2 separate regions of the Homo sapiens genome follow, and region 2 is linked to region 1. Evidence: read pairs that join two places in POLR2A ChIA-PET (ENCODE). Cell type or tissue: HepG2. All regions are shown on one strand. Each heading gives the region's core, and the rest is flanking DNA. Links, peaks and the distances in the headings are about the cores only. Region 1 overlaps ZNF277 (zinc finger protein 277). Region 2 overlaps DOCK4 (dedicator of cytokinesis 4).

What was found. Peaks named below come from ENCODE experiments on the same cell type or tissue, not always from the same donor. Only the 100,000 strongest peaks of a DNase experiment are listed, where the experiment ranks them.
Region 2: POLR2A ChIA-PET joins it to region 1 with 5 read pairs; 2 of 35 experiments call an interaction of 5 or more read pairs at or near these places.

Annotation. Positions count from the first base shown.
Region 1 is chr7:112,333,696-112,338,096 of GRCh38, reverse strand. It overlaps ZNF277 (zinc finger protein 277), which reads right to left. Exons shown (of 12, transcript NM_021994.3): 8 at 1,926-1,993; 9 at 271-367. The region is part of intron 2 of ZNF277-AS1 (ZNF277 antisense RNA 1); the gene reads left to right. Among named protein-coding and RNA genes, the nearest start is that of ZNF277-AS1, 15 kb to the left of the region's middle. In HepG2, for the core only: no CTCF peak of the experiment used is centred there; a DNase peak (open chromatin) is centred at 1,606.
Region 2 is chr7:112,148,937-112,153,337 of GRCh38, reverse strand. All of the region lies in intron 1 of DOCK4 (dedicator of cytokinesis 4), which reads left to right. Among named protein-coding and RNA genes, the nearest start is that of DOCK4, 55 kb to the left of the region's middle. In HepG2, for the core only: no CTCF peak of the experiment used is centred there; no DNase peak of the experiment used is centred there.

The DNA.
Region 1 (4,401 bases), core at 93-4,092:
CTGCTGAGCTAGAATGATCTTGTAAGCATCTCAAAGGTGAGATGGCATCAGTGGTCTGAGAAATCTCACACTAACAAACAGCTCACTCGGGTCCAGTCAACTGTACTAACTAAATTGCCCTGAGCTCTGGTTCTCCCTGACAGACCTGGCCTGTCTCTTCTGGTTGGAATAATGATTGGGAAACTGAAGTAAAAGCAGATGAGGGTGCAACAATTACTAGCTTTCCCCTGTCAGAATAAAACAAAATTCAAATAAATACAGGTATCTTACCTCCATGTGGACATACAACTTCTCAATTGTTTCTGCTTGCTTTTCACAAAATAAGCAGACTGCAGAGGCAGGGTGTTCTTCCCAATCAGACCAGTCACTGAATTAAAAAAGAGGAGAGAAAATACGGAGATTCCCTTCATTAAGAGAGTATACTACACAGTGACTTGGTATTGCTTTCTCCTTACTAAAAAACCCTGCCAATCTCTTTCAACTCTGACATTTTGGTAAAGACTGTCACATCATATTATGACTCTCTGATATAGCTTTTGAAATTCAAAGCAGCACCATGAAATTAATATACATAGTGAACAGGTGCTGTTCCATTTTCTCCTATTTGCCGTTCTTCTGAGTAGCTATCTCAGTCTACAGTCAGAGGAATGTCGTCCTGAGACAATGAGGTTTAATTTGCAAAGGAGACATATCAGAAAATGTGATGCTCTCTCCCATTAACCACAACCACTGAGTGCACACGCTGTGAGGTGTGATGCCGGGAATGTGTTTCTGCATGACAAATAGTGTATTTTACAAAGGCAAACCGTGTCTCTTTCACGAGGGAAATACTGATTATTTTAAACTGGGCAAGTGTTAAATCTGGCGGTAGACAGGGAACTCAAAAAGGATACAGGATCCCTTTTACCACTTTCCCCGCTCCTTGGCATTTCCCTTTTTGAAATACTACCAACTTCTTATCATTCCCAAACCAGGAAAACTGCCAGGAGGGAAGAGTTGTGGAGACAAGGAACACCCATTCAAATTCAGATGAGAGAATTTTTCATGGCAAGCTCAGAAATGATCACTGATAAGACTCTCAAGATCAACCTAACCCAATTCACACAGAAGCTTCCCTATTAGAAAACAGGAAACATTTTCCTTAACTCTATCCATCCAGGAGGGAGCCACCAGTCCCGGCCCAGGTCATGACTTACTATTTATAACCTTTTGTGTCATTAAAACTTTAACATTCACTGATTAAATATTCCAACTAGTATGTCTTAATGGGAAAGATGTTTTTATTTCAGTCTGGAAGACTCTCTGCCTGAATCTCTATGCATCAAGAAAATTCAGCAAATGGCAGCTCTCTACCTTTGGGCTTTACCTCACTATTAAAATAATAATAATTTAAAATCCTGAGAGAGAAAAAAGGCCAAAAAGCTTTGACTGAAAAGAAGATGAAAAATAAGAAATCCTTTTAGGTTGAAAAGAACATTTCTCAAGCTTATAATTTCAAGCAAAGAAGCTGTGAATGTTTAAAGTTAGTCATCAATGGCCCGAACACAGAACAGGATTAACTTCAATGCAGTTATATTCTCTATTCCAATGACAGCAACATGGAGAGTTCAAAGATCACATCACTTCAAGGTCTGAGCACTAACTGAGCAGGCAAAGCACTTCGGAATGTATTTTTCTCTGAATTATATATTACTTGTGTGTTCAATCAATAGCTTTAATTTAGTTGGAATAACAGTGTCTTTAGGAATTTTTATGTCAAAGTTATTTTGAATTCAAGTTTTTGCCACATTACATGAAGGGATGCATGGCTCAGAGAAGGTATTTTTTTCTTCTTATGTTCCCGCTTCATAATTTAAACCAAACTAAAGCATTGTCTTCTTACTCTTGGAACACTGCAATTAATTAGCAGCAATAACAACTCTTACTCTTCCTGATGGTCCAGCAACTCCCGATCATCTTCCAACTGAACTTCTTCCCACGATTTTCCAAGTTCCTTTGTAGGAAGAACAGAGGGATGAGAGACATTGGGGGAAAGAGAAGGGAGAGAGTATGTAGAACTTTGAAAAAAATCAAAACCAAAAAAATAAACAAAACCACCCATGTTTAAATGGTTTTGAAACAGTACAAGTAGGATATACAGATGGCCCAACTTATGATGGTTTGATTCAACACTTTTTTTTGACTTAATGACAGTGCAAAAGCAATATGAAGTTGAAACCTTAATGAGATAATTTTTTAGAGAAGCAGCAATATCCTTTCAGTCAAGTTCTTTTCTCTTAAATTTGAACCAGTGTTTCTAAACCCTGAATGAGTATTAGAATATCTGGGATTCTAATGGCCTTTGTTCATTGTTACATTTCCAGAGCCTGGCATACAGTGGGTACTATTACTATAAACTATTTTTTGAGTTGAATTAGAAAGTAGAATTCAATTTGTTAGAAATAAAAAATAAAAAAATACACTTGAGGTCAATTTAGATTCTACCTCAAAAGGTTTTTTTAAGGTGATTAAATGAATGAGTTACTGTCTATAAAGAAATAGTACTAGGCATGAGTAGGTGCTCTAGTACCTACTCAAATCCCTTTTATCCTTTGCCATCAGTGGAAAAGTTCCACTCTTTTGGCGCTATGTCTGGCAAGCCTAGTCACAGCGTTAGCAAAACTTTATGGAGTGATGAGTAGGAATGATTTATTTTGGCCCAATTCTTTTGTTCCCCTTGGGCCGTTTCTTCCTCTCTTCTTGCCCTGTCTTCTTTCTATCCAATCTTCCCATTGTGCCATGCAAAAGCAGACAATGTCACAAAGAGAGAGGTAGGAACATTAATGGATATGTTTTCAAGCAGCTAAACTATGGTTAGGATCAGGCCCACCTGACCTGCTACAAGCATGGATAGCTTTGTTGTTCAATATCCTTTTGGAAAAACAAAACCAAAATTCACTCAATTATGGACTCTTTTTCCCCCAAATAAAGGTATTCATCTAGCTAAAAACAAAGAACTATGAGTGCCATTATGATTTAGAGGGAGAAAGAAAATCCATTATTCATCAACTTAATGAGAGGTTTTGAAGCTGTCATTATCAGCTAAATGATGCATACATTTAGATATACAGAGATCTATCATAATGTCATTAGAGATGGTTAATTTGGACTCTATAATGTACTTCCCAGAGTCATCATGAAGTGTCTGAATCTCATTACAGAACACCAAAAATGGCCTCAACACTGCCAACAAGATGCTTGTTAGAAAGTTTGGTAATGAATTAAATCTTTCATGCCTTACTTGGTTTTTCTGTACTTGGACTTAAGGTCATGGTTTTATTGCTGCAAGGTATTACTAAAGTATGGGCCTTCTGTGATTTGATCATTCTGAATGATAAGGGCAAATGTTGCTTGTCAATGAATATTTTGAGCCAAAAGTACAAAAAATATCTTTCACTGTTAAACTTCTAAACTCAAAGCATTATTTTGCAACTTCCTCAGTGTTGAGTACAATATGTAGAGAGTTATCTAGGCCACACAGCATTAACCACTTACCCCACTTGAGAGGAAAATGAATGTACATGTTTATCAGTATATTAGGAAATAAGCAATTTGCACGTGAAAGTGGCCCAGTTTCCTAGAGTGCTCTGATTTGGTACAGTTAAAGATATGATTTATTATAGAAACAAGACCCAAAGCAAAAAAAAAAAAAAAAGCACATAACTCTCTAATTAAGACACTGTGCCTGCTAATGAATCATGTCAGGAAAGCAAAGAATGTAAGAAAAACAAAGTTTGGAAGGCATATCACTAAAGATGTTCAGACACCCCCTCAAACCCCTGCATCAGATGGCTCATGAATAATGAGAGGGTGGAAAAAAACATGGAAAAAAAAGATCCCCTTCACCCATCACACTTCTGCCCTAATACATACACACTTACATGTGCTTACACAAAACTCCACCAGAAACAGAAAGAGAAGTGTTTTAAGTGTAAATAACTTCACTAGAGAAAACTATAAAAAACTATGAAAAATCAGTTAAAAGCTTACTTTTGTTATAAGTGGCTTTGTATACTTTAAGAATAAAAAAATTTAAATCAAAGAATGATAAAAATCATAGCAAAACCAATTCCCTTTAGAAAAACTCAGGGTTTGAAACATGAGCATCGTAGGAATATGTAGCTGAAGCCTCGATGTTAAACAGTCTGTTGCCCTCTGAGGAAGGGTTATCTGAATGTGAAACTAACTGGCACCTTATCCCCAACCCATCCTCACTACCTGTTGAACTCTTTTGTTTGTGAGAAAACAAAGCAAGAATTTGATGTAGATAATTCAGACTATGCAAAAGACTTTTAATGTTTTTGCAAGTCTGTTACTATTCAGAAACTGATATGAATGATTCAGCACAGAAATTATCTCACC
Region 2 (4,401 bases), core at 253-4,252, 180 kb after region 1:
TGATTTTAGTATTTTCCTTCCACTTAAATGTAGTTTTTAAATGGCTATTTTAAAATGTTCAATGTGCATTTTAAATTACCATTTACAATGGTGTTCTTTGATTAATTTACACTGGTTTTTCTTTGTCATAAAGAGAATTACTTAAAAACTCAGCAAGTCAGTACATCATGGTAGTAACAAAGGCATAAATCTAAGAATTTATTGTGCTACATTCTGCAAAGGTAAATATAATTTATTGTAAAATAATATTGAGATATAAGACTATGATATAATATTACTCATTTGCCACTCCAAACTTTTTAGGCTTTAATTTACTTTTGAAAGTGACATTGGCATTCTGTGTGACCACTGATCCTATTTGTTACATGTGTTTGAAATGGTTAAACACAAAAATATGTTTAAATTTTTATTACATGATAGATTATACATTTACTCTTACAGGCTCTTAGTTTGAAGAAATGTTCGGTTTTTTTTCACATTTTACTACTTAAGGTACGTTTGTTGGCTTAGTGTGTGTAAATTATAAAGGTACTCTTAATAATCAAGACTTTAGGCTGGATGCAGTGGCTCAAGCCTATAATCCCAGTGCTTTGGGAGGCTGAGGCAGGAGGATTACTTGAGACCAGGAGTTGAGACCAGCCTCAGCAACATAGCAAGACCCCCGTCGCTACAAAAACAAACAAACAAGAACTATCAAGAAATCAAGACTTTAGTATGTTTTGAATGGTGGATGAGTTTGTTTTTGGGATTTAAAATCGATGGCAGGGACATTTTTACTGCATATACCCTTTTTGTTCATTTTCAGTTGAATCAAGGAAATAGAAACCTTCTCAGTGCTGCAAGCTAAGAATTGCTGTGCACATTGCCTGCCTGTTGGACTCTGTGACTTGTACCCCATCACACCACAGAGCTGTATCTTTAGGAGGCATGCTGTGTGGCATGTGGATCCAATTATCATCACCATGACTATTTCATTTGATGGAAAATCTGTAGTAAATCAAGAATATTAAGTCTGTTTGTTAATATTGAAGTCCTTAGCAGCCAGCTGTGCTGAAACTGTTTGTTGCTTATATTTATAGATGAGTTGAATGCTAATACTCTCTGTCATGGAATGGTCTTATTGTCCATTTTCTGAGCTCGTTACATAGTAAATGGAAGAATTATTTTTTCTTTAGCTTCTCTAAAATTAAAGTTGAGCATGTGCCTTTATATAAATATTCTTTTATGAATAGAGCATTTGAGAAAACAGCATTCATTATTCATTTGTATGTCTTTTAATGAATTTTTGGTTTTTTCCTCTGTCTCAAATGCAACTAAGCATCAAGTTATTGCATATTAGCTTCAATTAGCTAGAATTAGTTTTTTTTTTTTTTTTTAATAACAGTTTGGTGCTCTAGTTAAAAATACATGGTTCCACATTCTGCTTTTGTGTGGCTGCTCTTCCTTTCCCTCTTCTGAATCTAAAGCCAGGCACAGGTTTTTTGTTTTTTGTTTTTTGTTTTTTGGTCATCAGATTTCTGTAGGTGGTTGGGTCATATTAATCTTCATGTTAATGTGTACCTTTTTTTTTTTTTCCACATCTCTACTTCTTGCTGAACTTTCCTCATTATTGAAAAGAGACATTCATTTAAATAAAACAAAAACAGAGCTCTCTGAAAGAAAAGCATTCAGAGACCCACAATAGCAGAACTTCATGTTTGCCAGATTTAACCTCAGTATCAAAATGCAATGGGGGAAAGATGTGCTACTACTGTGTATGACTCAGAGATGCTTACTGGTGACGAGCTCTAGATCCAGTGGTGTCCCTCTGAATTTCCACAGTGCCTGCCTTCACAGTGAACTAAAAATTAAATGGATTTTTTCTTACCCTAGCTGTGTGACAACTGTGGTGCCGTGGGTATGCCACTGACTCACTCTCCTTTTTACTACTGCTACTATCTACCATATTTGGAGTATTTTTTTGTTAGGTGCTGTATTGAGTACCTAACATGCATGATTTTATTGGCATCCTACAGACCTATGAGGTAGATGTTGTTACTGTTGCCATTCTACACATGAGGAAACTGAAGCCACAAGAGGCTAATGTAGCTACTGAAGGTGGGCCACCAGCTCCCGTTCTGATGCCAAAGCCCCAGGCGTTAACCACTAAATTGCCCTAGCTGTAGGTACAAATCCTTCTCCTTGTAAAACTGCTTCAGAGCTGTGTATTACATCATATCTCCTAGGAACTGGCTCCAGGGTATGATAAAAGTATACAGAATTAAGTTACTCCTCCTATCATGGAAAGTCACTTATTTTATGTGTGTTGTGCTTAGTGGAGATAAGGAAACGCTGCTCACCTTCCACTTAATAACCAGAAAACTCATCCTTAAGAGATCCTTGTGGCTTAAACAAACAAACCTCTGCAAGCCTTTTAGCATCCCCAGTCTGGCTGGGGCCAAGTAGTATCTTGTAATTAAGCTATGGGGATTATGTTGCTGTTGCTGATGTTCCCAAGAATGTGGGTAGGAAATGGTGTCTGAATATATAGAAGTCCTAAGAAGGGACCATGGTCTAACATTGGGACTTTTTAAGTTTTGGGGAGGTTGAGGATGGTGTTTATTAAGTCACCTTGGTGCTTAGCTGTGAGGACTGCTGGAGTGGAGGGCTTGGAGCTTTATTCAAAACTGGAAGAAAAGGATGGCAATGGATGAGCTGAGCAGATGTTGAAGCCACCTCGGGGAAGATCTGTGAATGGTATTAGGATGCTGAACAGTCCAAACCTCAAGAGGTTTACAAAGCAGACCAGGATTGACTTGCTTTTGAATAGGTGGGCTTTGTCTCAGTGTTTGAAGGAAATAACTTGACACAGGACTACGTGTGGGGGTAAAGCAAGACAGGACGAGGTTATCTCCAAGTATGAGGGGCATAGACAGAATGAGCAGATTCAAAGAGCTTGGAGCGGCATGTTGGCAGACAAGTGCTCATTCTTGACGGATGTTTCATTGATTAACTTGAGGCTGTACCCATAAATTACCTAGTCATTGGCTAATTTGTACCTTGATATTTCTGCCAACCATGATAAGACAGTATACATTTACCAGTGCAGTTGCGTTAGACATTTTGGGGGGATTTTTGATTAGAAAGGTAGAGTTGGGGTCTTAGAAGGAGAAATTTCTCAGGCAAAAAAGCATTTCAAAGCATGAGCTTGGAGTCAGACCTAAGTTCAGATTATATCCTAGGCTCTTACTAGTCTTGTTATTTTAGGAACATTACTTCTCTAAGCCTATATTTTCTTTTCTAAAATGGTGGACAATAATAAGACTTTCCACAAAGTGCTTTTGGAAGGATTCGATAAGACAGTGTGTTGGAAGCAGCTGGTACCTTGCCTGGCCCACAGTAAATGTTCAGTAAATGTCAGCAGCTGTTGCCTTTCCCACATCCTTTCCATCCTTTAAGCATGTGGCAATTGAACCTGGCCCATAAGCCTTTTCTAGGGGCTGCCTTTGGGGCATATTTCAGAGACTGAGGGCTTCTTCAGAAGCCTGTTGATAGGACAAGCATATCAGGTGCTTTGGCCTGGAAGCTCATTGCTGCTTCCTCTGCCAATATTTTTCATCCGTTTTCCAGATGTACTGAATTCATAGAAGAGACACTAGAAATCATATCTCCTGGTGACAGATGAATTTTCTTTTATTATTCCTTTTATAGCTTATGTGAATTGCATTCTCTTGTCCATGATGGGATGGTTGATCTTCTCTTCTTTGATAGTCTTCTTTTATTTTCTGTAAAATAAGGATATGTTGTATGTTTTTTATAATGTTGTCTGCTCCTCCTTTTTTTTTTAAACCTCTTTATAAGTCATTTCTTTCTTTCCTACAGCGATTTTATGAAGACCTTGTATTCTCATACACAGAGGGGTTATCAGACCCATGTTGGCGTGGTAACAGAAAAATTATCACGTGTGCTCAGAATCTGTACTCTGAAAGGCCCAGTTGCTGAAAACATGATTGTCCTGCATTTTTTTCTTCCTTAGAGCTGGCTTATGTCAGCCTATGGGCTGTTTGCTTGAGCATAGAAATAGTGGTATATTCAAGTGGGAAGCTGAGAAACCATAATGACGAAGGGATGGCAGCGCCATCCTCTTCCAGAGCCTGGGAAGGGCCGCGCAGTTGCACCATCTTTTATGCCATAGGCATTAATGAATCATAAGTCTCTCTTGAAAAATTTCCATGGAGAGTTTCTATGATGTACCTGCCAAAAAGAGATGTGTTAACAAAGCACTTCTTAAAATGGTATTTTTTAAAAGTTCAAATAATTAGGAACAGAGCAAGATGAAGCAGTAGAGCTTGCAGGAGGGAGCAGCGTGCTCAGTGGCCAGAGACTTCACCTGAGTTCCAGAAAATCAGATTTCAGGGCTAT